Regions from separate parts of the Homo sapiens genome. Here region 2 is linked to region 1. Evidence: read pairs that join two places in POLR2A ChIA-PET (ENCODE). Cell type or tissue: PC-9. All regions are shown on one strand. Links, peaks and the distances in the headings refer to the core of each region. The heading gives the core; the rest is flanking DNA. Region 1 overlaps UBE2R2-AS1 (UBE2R2 antisense RNA 1). Region 2 overlaps AQP3 (aquaporin 3 (Gill blood group)).

Evidence for each region. Peaks named below come from ENCODE experiments on the same cell type or tissue, not always from the same donor. Only the 100,000 strongest peaks of a DNase experiment are listed, where the experiment ranks them.
Region 2: POLR2A ChIA-PET joins it to region 1 with 6 read pairs; 1 of 35 experiments calls an interaction of 5 or more read pairs at or near these places.

Annotation. Positions count from the first base shown.
Region 1 is chr9:33,750,058-33,755,427 of GRCh38, forward strand. All of the region lies in intron 3 of UBE2R2-AS1 (UBE2R2 antisense RNA 1), which reads right to left. It also overlaps a transcript of PRSS3 not described here. Among named protein-coding and RNA genes, the nearest start is that of PRSS3, 43 kb to the right of the region's middle. In PC-9, for the core only: no CTCF peak of the experiment used is centred there; DNase peaks (open chromatin) are centred at 394, 1,984 and 2,404; H3K4me3 peaks cover 2,322 bases; H3K27ac peaks cover 2,226 bases.
Region 2 is chr9:33,440,006-33,445,375 of GRCh38, forward strand. AQP3 (aquaporin 3 (Gill blood group)) reads right to left here. Exons shown (of 6, transcript NM_004925.5): 2 at 3,761-3,887; 3 at 3,316-3,453; 4 at 2,847-2,965; 5 at 2,296-2,513; 6 at 1,155-2,206. The coding sequence ends at 2,038. Among named protein-coding and RNA genes, the nearest start is that of AQP3, 4.9 kb to the right of the region's middle. RefSeq lists an enhancer at 2,741-3,940. In PC-9, for the core only: no CTCF peak of the experiment used is centred there; DNase peaks (open chromatin) are centred at 3,176 and 3,686; H3K27ac peaks cover 1,228 bases.

The DNA of each region.
Region 1 (5,370 bases), core at 294-5,293:
GACTTTGTTTCCTTCTCAGCTCTATTGCCAGCACCTAGAACTGTGCCCACCTGTCAGATCTGTTATCAGATGGGAACGTGGCAGATTTGTTGAATGAATGAAGGAATGAATGAACTATGTGACACTCAAACTTAGCCACCAAACTTAAACTAGAAAAACTGGGTTGTGGTCCCTGATGGACCGTTGGTGCCTTCTTCCTTTGCTGGACGGTGATCTGTGGCTGTTTCTCCGGTGTGTTCGCAGTGGTTGCCTGGCTTGGTAACAAACACTCTTCAGAGCCACAGCCTGTGCTCGGGCTCCTCGCCGCCTCCCAGGCCCTGCGATCTCTTTGCATCCCAGGAGGTCCCGGTTGGTTGCAGTCCTCCTGGGTGACTCAGGAACCAGCCTCTCCTGAAGCACACAGCCTAGGGAGTTCCTGGGGCCAGAGACATCTCCAAGGGAAGGTCAAGGGCCTGGAGGATGTGCGGACCTGACGACAGATGCCCCGCACGCTGGCCGGGACCGGGAAGGGCGGTCAAGTGTGGAAAGGGTCTGGCGGCTGCCAGGCCTGGCAGAGTGGAGCGGGGCGGGGCGCAGCGGGGCGGGGCGGGCCTGGAGCTGCACCCGCTTCTGGGTGGACGCACTTGGCGAGCGGCGCGGGATGCAGACGGCTGCGAGGCGCTGGGCACAGGTCAGACGTCAGTACCCGCAGGGGGCTTGAAACTGGAGGAGGGCTCGAAGGGAGAGGGAGCCCCGCCAAGGAGCGGGGCTGTGATGGAGAGGGGGTTCCGACTCGCATGGGACCTGCGGGGGAGGGTACGCGGACAGGGAGGGGATACCGACTGGGAGGGGCTCAGGGACAGGGATGGAGGCTCCTCTAGGGGAGGACGGGAGGGGATGGAGGGCCCTGGTGTCGCAGAAGCCCACCTGGGGCCCCCTCCGGGCTGCGGCACCGATGCGCACACTACTCCCACCGCCCCCGAGTGCCTATGTCCGGCTGGCCGCGGCCCTGGAATGAATATTGCTCAGTCCCCCGCGAGTCAGGTCTGCCGCGTTGCAGGGTGAGGGGAAGGTGTGAAGCCCCGGGCCTCCGTCTGCCCCGTGAGTCCGGGAACGCGCGCCCCCGTGGATGCCACCTGGCCCCTGAGCTGTGTCCAGTCACAGCTCACATAGCTCTGGGCACTGGTACCCCGACTGCCTTTCCTTGTTAGCTGCGATACACAAATACATGAGCCAGATCCTTTCCTGAGGCCAGGAAGCCTGGAATCTAATAACATTGGGCGGTGGATAAAGTCCCCCGATCCAGTGCTTAGCTTCCGTTAATGGAGCCATGGATGGAAGCGGATGTCAGGCGCAGTGGGGGAGAAATTTGCGGGGGTGGCCCTGTCTAGGGCCAGAGAAACAACCTCTGAAGCTTAGATCCAGCCCTAGAGGGAAGAAAGATGTGAGTTTCAGCCAGGGAAACCTAGCACTTTAAGAAATAGAAACCCTTTCAAAATTTGAGGGCAGGTAGCTCTCCTAAAAGTTGCAGAAATGGCCACTTCTTTCACGTTCTCTTCGACTGCTTTCTGCCGTGTCTGCCGTTTTCCTCCTCCCGCACCTTTTTGTCTCCTAGGGTGGCATAGCCTTCCAAACAGATCTGCCTACAGCATTTTACCTGCAATTTTACACTGATTTTATAGAAAGGATGGCTTATTGTTCATGAGAAACGTGTACTGTTTTTAACCAGATGTGTTATATTTTCAGTATAACCTGGGTGTTGTGCAGTGGGAAATTACGGAAAGAATCAGGACACGTGGTTAGGTAGGGGCCCAGTGGCGTCAGACTTAGCTCTTCGTGACTGCGAGCTTCTTGGTTTAATAAGGATATTGGCTCGCTCTGTTCCTGGGGTTTCTGGGAAAAGATATGGAACTGAAATGAAGGTTTCATTGAATATGGCCCACTGATTTTACAAGCAGAGGTGCCTGAGATAAGCAAAAGGTGAGGCATGACCTCTGGCTGTGCATTATTTGTTCTGATATTACAGGAGCCAAGCATTCCACTTCCTTCTTTTTAAAGAGCTTTGATTTCCTCTCACATCTTCATGAAGAAGGAAACAGTGCCCCCACTTACTTATCCTCAGGCCACACCTGTTCCCATTTATTCCGTGAGTTCCTCCCGCACCCTTCTGGTTGATGTTGGTTGTGATGGCCGAGGCGAAGTTATTGAATCTCACATTTGGCACCAGTTGTTTCTGTTTCTCATCTCCCCCCTACCTTCAGTTAAACATCAGCTGCTATACTTAGCTGTTCAAAGTACAGATGTTAACTGTGTTGGGTGTGATCAAAAGATTATCTCTTTTCCTCAAATGTAAAATGGGTGAGGACAGTTTCACCACACAGAGTCACTCCCCTAGCCAAAGTCCTTGCTATTGCAAAACATTTTATTGTAAGAGAATTAAAGTCACTAGTGTGTCAACTAGTGGTACTTATAGACACATTCCATATTTGTTTGTGTAGACAGATCATAAGACAAACACTAGATTATTCCCAGTATGAGACCATACTGAATATGAACAATTAGAGGCCACAGGTGAGTGCTGTCCTCCTCACACTTTCTTTGAACTCTTAAGCTTCTACCCTTTTAACCAGCCAGCCCTCTCCCCGAAACCTTCACTGAGGCTAGAAACAAACACAAAGAGACTATCTGAATTTTAGCGAATTTTATCTCTCTTTTCTGTTCTCTTGTGTAAAAACTAAATGACCACAAACTACACCGCTGGAGGAAAAAGGAAAGCTAAAAGGTCTATCAGCCTTCTGTATGTGATGCAGAGTTCAACTGAATATAGCAAGGTACACACCTGCATTCTCCTTGCCAGGACTTAGATATCATAAGCCATTATCTTGCTGGTTGTTGAAATCGTAATGGGGCTTTATAGAGCACAAGGCGATGTTTGTAAACAGCACTGTTCAGGCAAGATTAGAATCCGTATTTCAAAAATGAGGAGATGGAAACAGAGATATTGTGTATGTGGTCCAGGGTTAGCCAGGAATTAAATGGCAGAGCCGGAGCTCAAACCAGCATTCCTTCCAGAATACCACAGCTGCCTCTGGAGTGGTTTTTGTTGTTCTTGTTGAATTTTGTGATGGAAGATTGTGATTTGTTTTTCCTGAACACTTAATATGTTTTCTGACTTGAACTGTCAGAATCTAAATTTAGAAACTCTCATTTGGTATATTTCATGTCCATCTTTGTTCCATATAATTACAAAAATATCTTAGAGCTGGGTATAACCTTAAAGATTGTCAAGTCCAATCTTGTGGTTTTTCAAAGAAAAAAAACGGATTTAAAAAAATAAAGCAAGTACCTCATGTTGCTTCCCCAAATCTACTTCATTGGAGAATTACAGCTAAAAGCAATGTTCAGATTATTGCTCCTTCTGTCATGTGGTCTCTTGAGAATTTGCCAAATGTATAAATCCAGTGACTTATTTTGATGTACTCTTTTGGTTTGAGGTCTGTGACAGCAAACATAACCTCCCTGAATCCCAGCCTGAAATGCCTATGTACCTTCTGTTCTAACTGTAGCCGTTATTATAGTGGCTAAAGTTCTAACTTCTGTTCTAACTGTTCTCCTGGTTCCATGACAAACAGAGCTTTACTTGTCTTATTCCTAGCACAGTGCCCATAGCAGGCATACATAAAATGTGGTCAGTATGTCAGATAAACATCTGAAAAAGTATGACATGTCATTAGAAGTTCATTCAGCTACAAGAACAGAAAACCCTACTACAACGGCTTAAACAAGTAAGGAGTTTGTTTTTCTCAGAGAAGGAGAAGTCTGGAGGTGAGAAGCCTGAGGCTGGGAAAGGGGTTCCGATATGAACTCATCTGAGACAGGTTCCTTGTGTCTTCCCGCACCACCCTCCTTAGCATGGAGCTCTCATCCTCACTTCCCCAAGTTGCAGCAGAAAGACGGGCAGAGGCATGCTCCAGAAGAGTCTTGTCTTGTCTTGTCTTTTTTTTTCTTTTCTTTTCTCTCTTCTTTTCTTTTCTTTTCTCTCTCTGTCTCTCTCTCGTCTCTTTCTTTCTTTTGAGATGGAGTCTCACTCAGTGGCACAATCTCAGCTCACTGCAACCTCCGCTTCCCAGGGTTCAAGTGATTCTCTTGCCTCAGCCTCCAAGTAGCTGGGATTACAGGCGTGCACCACCACGCCCAGCTAATTTTTGTATTTTTAGTAGAGACGGGGTTTCACCATGTTGGTCAGGCTGGTCTTGAACTCCTGACCTTGTGATCTGCCCCCCTCGGCCTCCCAAAGTGCTGAGATTACAGATGTGAGCCGCCGCGCCTGGCTTGTCCTTCTTTATAATAAATAATAATAATAATAGCTTTTCTGGTAGCCCACCCCAAAAGACTTCTTACATGTCATTGGCCAGAACCATATCACATACACACTATTAAAGGTGAGGGAACCTGAGAGAATCTAGTGTTTTAGACGGACACGATGCCAATACATCAAAGTAAGAATTTTGGGCCAGGCACAGTGGCTCACGCCTGTAATTCTAGCACTTTGGGAGGTCAAGGCGGGTGGATCACCTGAGGTCAGGAGTTCAAGACCAGCCTGGCCAACATGGTGAAACCCCATCTCTACTAAAAACACAAAAAATCAGCCAGGCATGCTAGCAGGTGCCTATAGTCCCAGCTACTCAGGAGGCTGAGGCAGGAGAATCGCTTGAACCCAGGAGGCAGAGGTTGCAGTGAGCCGAAATCATGCCACTTGCTCTCCAGCCTGGACAACAAGAGCAAAACTCCATCTCAAAAAATAGTAATAATAACAAAATAGGAATTTTGTTAATAAGGCAGGGGGGAGAATGAACATTGGGTAGGCAGCTAGCAGCATCTGCCATAGTGTGTTTTATGAGTCGTAGATCCTATCTCTAAATAGGTTGTTATTTGTTTTGGTTTTTTGTTTGTTTTACTAAAAAGCAATGGGTAATGCAGTGGGTCTAGAGGAACTTTTTTAAATGGTAGAGTGCAAGGACCACTCTGAGAACTGCTGATGATGTAGGTCTGGGCTGGGTCTATAAATCTCCATTCCGGACGGGCACGCCAGGTCATCTGAGGGCAGGTGGTTGCGGGAATACATTTTGAGAAACACCGAATGTCGGGTAGTTTAGCAGAAGTGCCTTTATTTTATTTCCGTTAGCTTTTTGCCTCACTCCTCTTGAGGATATTACTTTATTTTTTAATTTTCTACTTTGGTCAACATAAATCAATGTATAGCCTTAGAAGTCGTTCATTGTAGAAGGTTTTTATTGAGTTTATACTGAGTATAGAACCCTAGTGGCAATTACTTTCAATGCTTTGGGTTGTGTTTTTCTGATATTACCATATCCTAAATAGCATGCAAAT
Region 2 (5,370 bases), core at 217-5,216, 310 kb before region 1:
AAAAACCACAATTCGCCTGCCACACCCAGGGATCCTCTGGCTCCCATGGGGTTCGCTCAGAGGAGGGATTGGGTAGGGGATGCCTTCCCTTGTATTGCATGAAGTTTCCCTTGATGAAACTTGAGGAGGGTATGGTAAGGAAGAAGCAAATGAGAAAAGCTTCCTGTTCTCAGGTGTGCCGAGCCCGTTGCTTTTCTGGGCAAGTCAGAGCGCCAGAGTCAGTCTTCCAACCCCCTGCCTTACTGGGCACAGAGGTGCCTCTGTAGAAGTGAAGAAATGACTGAAGAAATGAAGCAGAAGGGGAGATGAGCGTGAACGCAACTGCGGGTCTTGGCACTTAAGACAGCTGACTAGAAGTTGCTGGAAGAGTGAGGCAGAGCAGGGATGGCTTCCCGGAGGAAGAGGCGTTAAAGCAGATCATGAGGACTTTAATGAGCAAAGATGTGAGTTGGGACTTTGGAGCAAAGTCTGAAGACACAAAAACACAGAAACACATAAAGTAGGCTGAGGTGGATGGAGCCATGTGAGAGGAGGGGTAGGCTCCTGACCCTACCTGGAGGTCCTGAACGCCAGATGGAGCATTGTGGATGGTCTCCAGATGGGCACTTTCAGCAGAGGTTTTGAAGAGATCCCTCTGGTTGCTTTGTGGACTGACTGGGGCAGGCCTGGAGGCAGGGAGGCTGCCAGGGGGGCTGTGGCCAAGGTCTGGGTGGAGGTTATGGAGCCTGAATAGCTGCAGGTTGTGGAGGACAATACAGGTTCCCAGTCTGATGGGTCTCCTCCAGGAACAGGGAACTCACCACCTCCTGGGCAGCAGTTCTCCCCATTGGGTAGCTCTGCAGCAAGATCTTCCCTGCATAGGGCTCAAGCCTTTCTGGGGTGATGTGTGGGTACAGGGATTGGGAAGAAGATTCCATTCATTATGCTGGGGGTACCCATGAGGACGGAAACTTGGGGGAAAGTTTGGGACCACTGAGTTCAAACTGAGAGCCTTGGTGAAGAGGCTCTCTAACCTCTCTGTATGACCCCCAGGGTAACCTGACCAGATCAGACACTCAGCCGGGCACCCTGGGTCAGTGTGGGCATGCGGAAGCTCCTTAACTGGCCCCAGAAAAGCAGCAGAGCAAGCAGAAAGATATTTGCACAACTGGAGGTTTTAGGCACATATTTATTTTATTTTTTTTAATATAAAAGTAAAAGAGTACATTGTTGAGTAGAGGATTAAAGGAGTGACGACCCTTTCTAAAGTGGGGTCTCCCATCCCGGATCCCTAAGACTGTAACATCTGCTACATACATTAAAAACAAAACAAAACAAAAGCAAACATGAAACTTATGACCTGACTTCACTCCACCCTTCATGCCTGCATTATGACAGAAACACGTCCCACTGCTCCTACTTATGTATGTACATCCAGAGCTCCAAACCTAAGCTGTGGCCCCCTCCTCCCAGCCCTACCCACATCCACCCTACTTCCCAAAAGCCTGTAGAAGCCCCCACTTAGAAAAAAAGGCAGACATACACATACACAGAAACACATATCTATCTGCAGCTCCTCCATGTGAAGCCCCTGAAACATACACACCCTGGAACTTTCCTCTCCTTATGCACAGATGGACAGGCTGCCTTCCCCTGTCTCTGGGCTCCCCCAATAGCCAGAATCCCTTCCGACTGGTCCCTTGCCCTGAATATCTGGGAACCCCCCCCACACACACACACCCCTGCACACACATGCACACACATGCACACACATGCACACACACACATACCTGCTGCCCATTCTCTTCCCTTGGGAGACAAAAGGATGTATTGACCCAAATTCCGGTTCCACCCCAGCTTAGGGGCAGTGGCCTAAGGTGCTATTTGGGCAAGGTCCAGTGGAAATCCTGAAGGGGCTGTCTCGTGGGGTGAGGGTAGATAGGGAGCTCCTTAGCCTGAAAGGGTGGATCGTGAAGGGGGCTTCTTGGGAGTGGCCCTTGGACAGTCAGTGGATGCTCAAGGCCAGGGCAGCGGAGTGGGGAGATGGCCCCTGCCCACTCAGATCTGCTCCTTGTGCTTCACATGGGCCAGCTTCACATTCTCTTCCTCGTTGGAGGGTGGGGGCTGCTCCAGGTGGCAGCCGATCATCAGCTGGTACACGAAGACACCCGCAATGGAGCCCAGGAGTGGGGACACGATGGGCACCCACCACCAATGCTGGCCGGTCCTGGGGGGACAGACACTCATAGTCAGGGACATGGGGGGCAGGGCAGAGGAGAGGCAGGCTGGGGTGAGCTGGGTGGGGGCTGTACTCACGTGAAGACTGCAGAGCCCCAGCCCGCAAGGGCTGTAAAAAGGCGGGGGCCAAAGTCCCGGGCAGGGTTGACGGCATAGCCGGAGTTGAAGCCCATGGAGGTGCCAATGACCAGGACCACCAGGCCCACGGTGAAGGCCTCCAGGCCTCGGGGGACGGGGTTGTTGTAGGGGTCAACAATGGCCAGCACACACACGATAAGGGAGGCTGTGCCTATGAACTGGGGAGTGGGGAGAACAGGGTGAGCTGCAGCTCCCTCCCTTTCTCTGACCCCTCCTTCCATCCCCCGTCTTCCCTCTAGCTCTTAAACTCTTGTCAGCGCCCGCCCATGCTCTTCTCCTGAAAGCAATGGTGCTAGAATGTCTGCGTGACAAGAACCCGCTGGAGAGCCGCATGTTTTGTAAGTACTTGCCACCATGTTCTGATGCGGGTTACCCCACAGATTGGAGAAACCCTGCTACAGTCGAGGAGTCCTGTCCCCCAACCAGCCCATGAGCTACCAAGGCAACTCGGTCCCCTCCCTGCGTTCCCCTCACACGTCCCCAGCCCATACCTGGTCAAAGAAGCCATTGATCATATCCAAGTGTCCAGAGGGGTAGGTAGCAAAGATGCCGGCTGTGCCATTGGGGCCCGAAACAAAAAGCTGGTTGTCGGCGAAGTGCCAGATTGCATCTGGTGACAGATTAGACACACAGTGAGTCGGGGGAGAGGCCTGAGCCCAGACTTCCCTCTCAGGTGTGCCCTCCCCACCCTCCCATGAGTTATGGGTAAGTAGCAATACTGCTGTATTGCAGCAGGCAGAGGGGGTGGCGTGGGGTGGGGTGGAGGGCCTGAGACTCTGTTATTGCCCAACTTGTTTCTTTCCCTTCGTGCCCCCTACCTTGACCCTGTGCGTGAATGAGTGAGTCATGAGCCCGGGGCCTGGGCAGGTCCTAGCCGTCTGTCATCAAAAGGCCTGGTGCCAGCAGGTCCTGAACAGAGGGACGGGGGTAGTGGAGGAGGACAGGGTGGGGAATGCTTACCATAATACAGCCCAAAAACTATTCCAGCACCCAAGAAGGCTCCCAGCGTCTGTGCCAGGGTGTAGATGGGCAGCTTGATCCAGGGCTCACGAGCCAGGAAGCACATGGCAAAGGTCACGGCAGGGTTCAGGTGGGCCCCTGGGCAGAGGGGACAAGGGACCTATTAGCTGCAGCCTGCCACAGTCGGCAGGCTAGGGTCCCCTGAGAAGGGGTGCAGAGAGGGGTTTCTTGCACAGGATGGCGGTTGGTCTATGTAACAGGTCAGCTGATAATCTCTGATTCCAAGGTGAGAGTCGAAAGTTCTAAGTGTCAAGTTTCTTCTCCACCCTCCTTTCCCAAGGGGCCAAAGCAGAGGCCACAGCTGTGACCTGCCCTTAGGAATGCCAGGACACCTAGTGGGAATGCTATTGAGGGCCAAGGGCTGGGGGCAGGGTTAAGGCCTTACCAGAGACCTGGCCAGCGATGAGGATGCCCAGAGTGACAGCAAAGCCAAAGGCCAGGTTGATGGTGAGGAAACCACCGTGGGTGCCCCGGCTGAGCACAACCTGGGCCACGGAGCCACAGCCAAACATCTGTCAGGAAGAAGAACAGGCAGGGAGGGTGAGGACCAGCAACTCTCACTCCAGAAGGAAGGGGTGAAGCCAGCAACATGCCCACTCGCCACCACTGGGAGGACTAGAGGCGCTTCCTGGAACCCAGCCCAAACCCCTTCTGCTGTAATTGCACTTTCCAGAAAAAGGACACATGCCTTCCCACCCCACTGTCCCAACTCTAATATGAGAGGGCCCTATGGAAAGGGCTGGAAGCAGGGTCTGCGACTGGGATCCTAGAAGATGACTGAACCATCTTCACTGATTTTCCTTGAATTTCAGCAGGCGTAGGTGTAGGGGAACAGCTTTCACCTTAGCACAAGTTTCTCCACAGCCCTTCAGGCCTGGACCATAAAGGTGGGAAGCCTCTCACTCATCCCCCAGCTGCCCCAAAGAAAAGCTCATGTAGGCCCGGTGCAGTGGCTCACACTGTAATCCCAGCACTTTGGTAGGCCGAGGTGGGTGGATCACCTGAGGTCAGGAGTTTGAGACCAGCCTGGCCAACATAGTGAAACCCCATCTCTACTAAAAGTACAAAAATTAGCCAGGCGTGGTGGCAGGTGCCTGTAATCCCAGCTACTCGGGAGGCTGAGGCAGGAGAATCACTTGAAAATGGGAGGCAGATGTTGCAGTGAGCCAAGATTGCGCCACTGCACTTCAGCCTGGGCGACAGAGCGGGACTCCATCTCAAAAAAAAAAAAAAAAGAGTTGAAAAGAAAAGCTCATGTGGTGGTGGTAGTGGTGGCAATGGGCGGCATAAATAAATAGGGAGGAGACCAGAAGTGAGGTTGAATCCACTTCTCCTGAGTCCAGGATGCCAGAGCCCCAGCCTTCACCATGTCCCCCTCAACAACCTCCCCTTCCTTTACCTGTCCCTGTCCCAGCGTCTCCTCTCTCCACCCATGACCTCTCTGCTCTCAGGGGTCCAGATTCCCCACTCAGATTTGGAGGTCCTACAGACAGGGATCTGTGTGGCTCCTCTCACTATCCCCAGCCCGGGACCCAGGGCTGTAGAAATGGGGAGATCGGTTCTAAACTTTCTGCCAAAAATGGGGGAACTAAAAGAGACTAAGAGCCCTGGTGTTCTACAAATATAGAACATACTGGAGCCAGCTGTGGTGGCTCACACCTGTAATCCCAGCACTTTGGAGGCTGAGATGGGAGGATCTTGAACCCAGGAGTTTGAGAACAGCCTGGGCAACATAGTGAGACTTTGTCTCTATTTAAAAAAGAAAAAGAACGTACTATGTCTGTTCCCCTTGTTCAAGCCTGAAAATACTTCTGCAGCAGCTGTAAAGCATTGTTGCCCTGAGCCCCCTGAGTGTCCCTCAAAGCTGCTCCAATGCCTTGCCCTGGTCTCCTCTCCCACCTGCCCATAACTAAAGGTTTTATGCCCACAGAGCAGGCAGTTTCCAGGACCTGTGCTACAGACCTTGTTTATTCTGACGGGTCAGTGCCTGTTGTA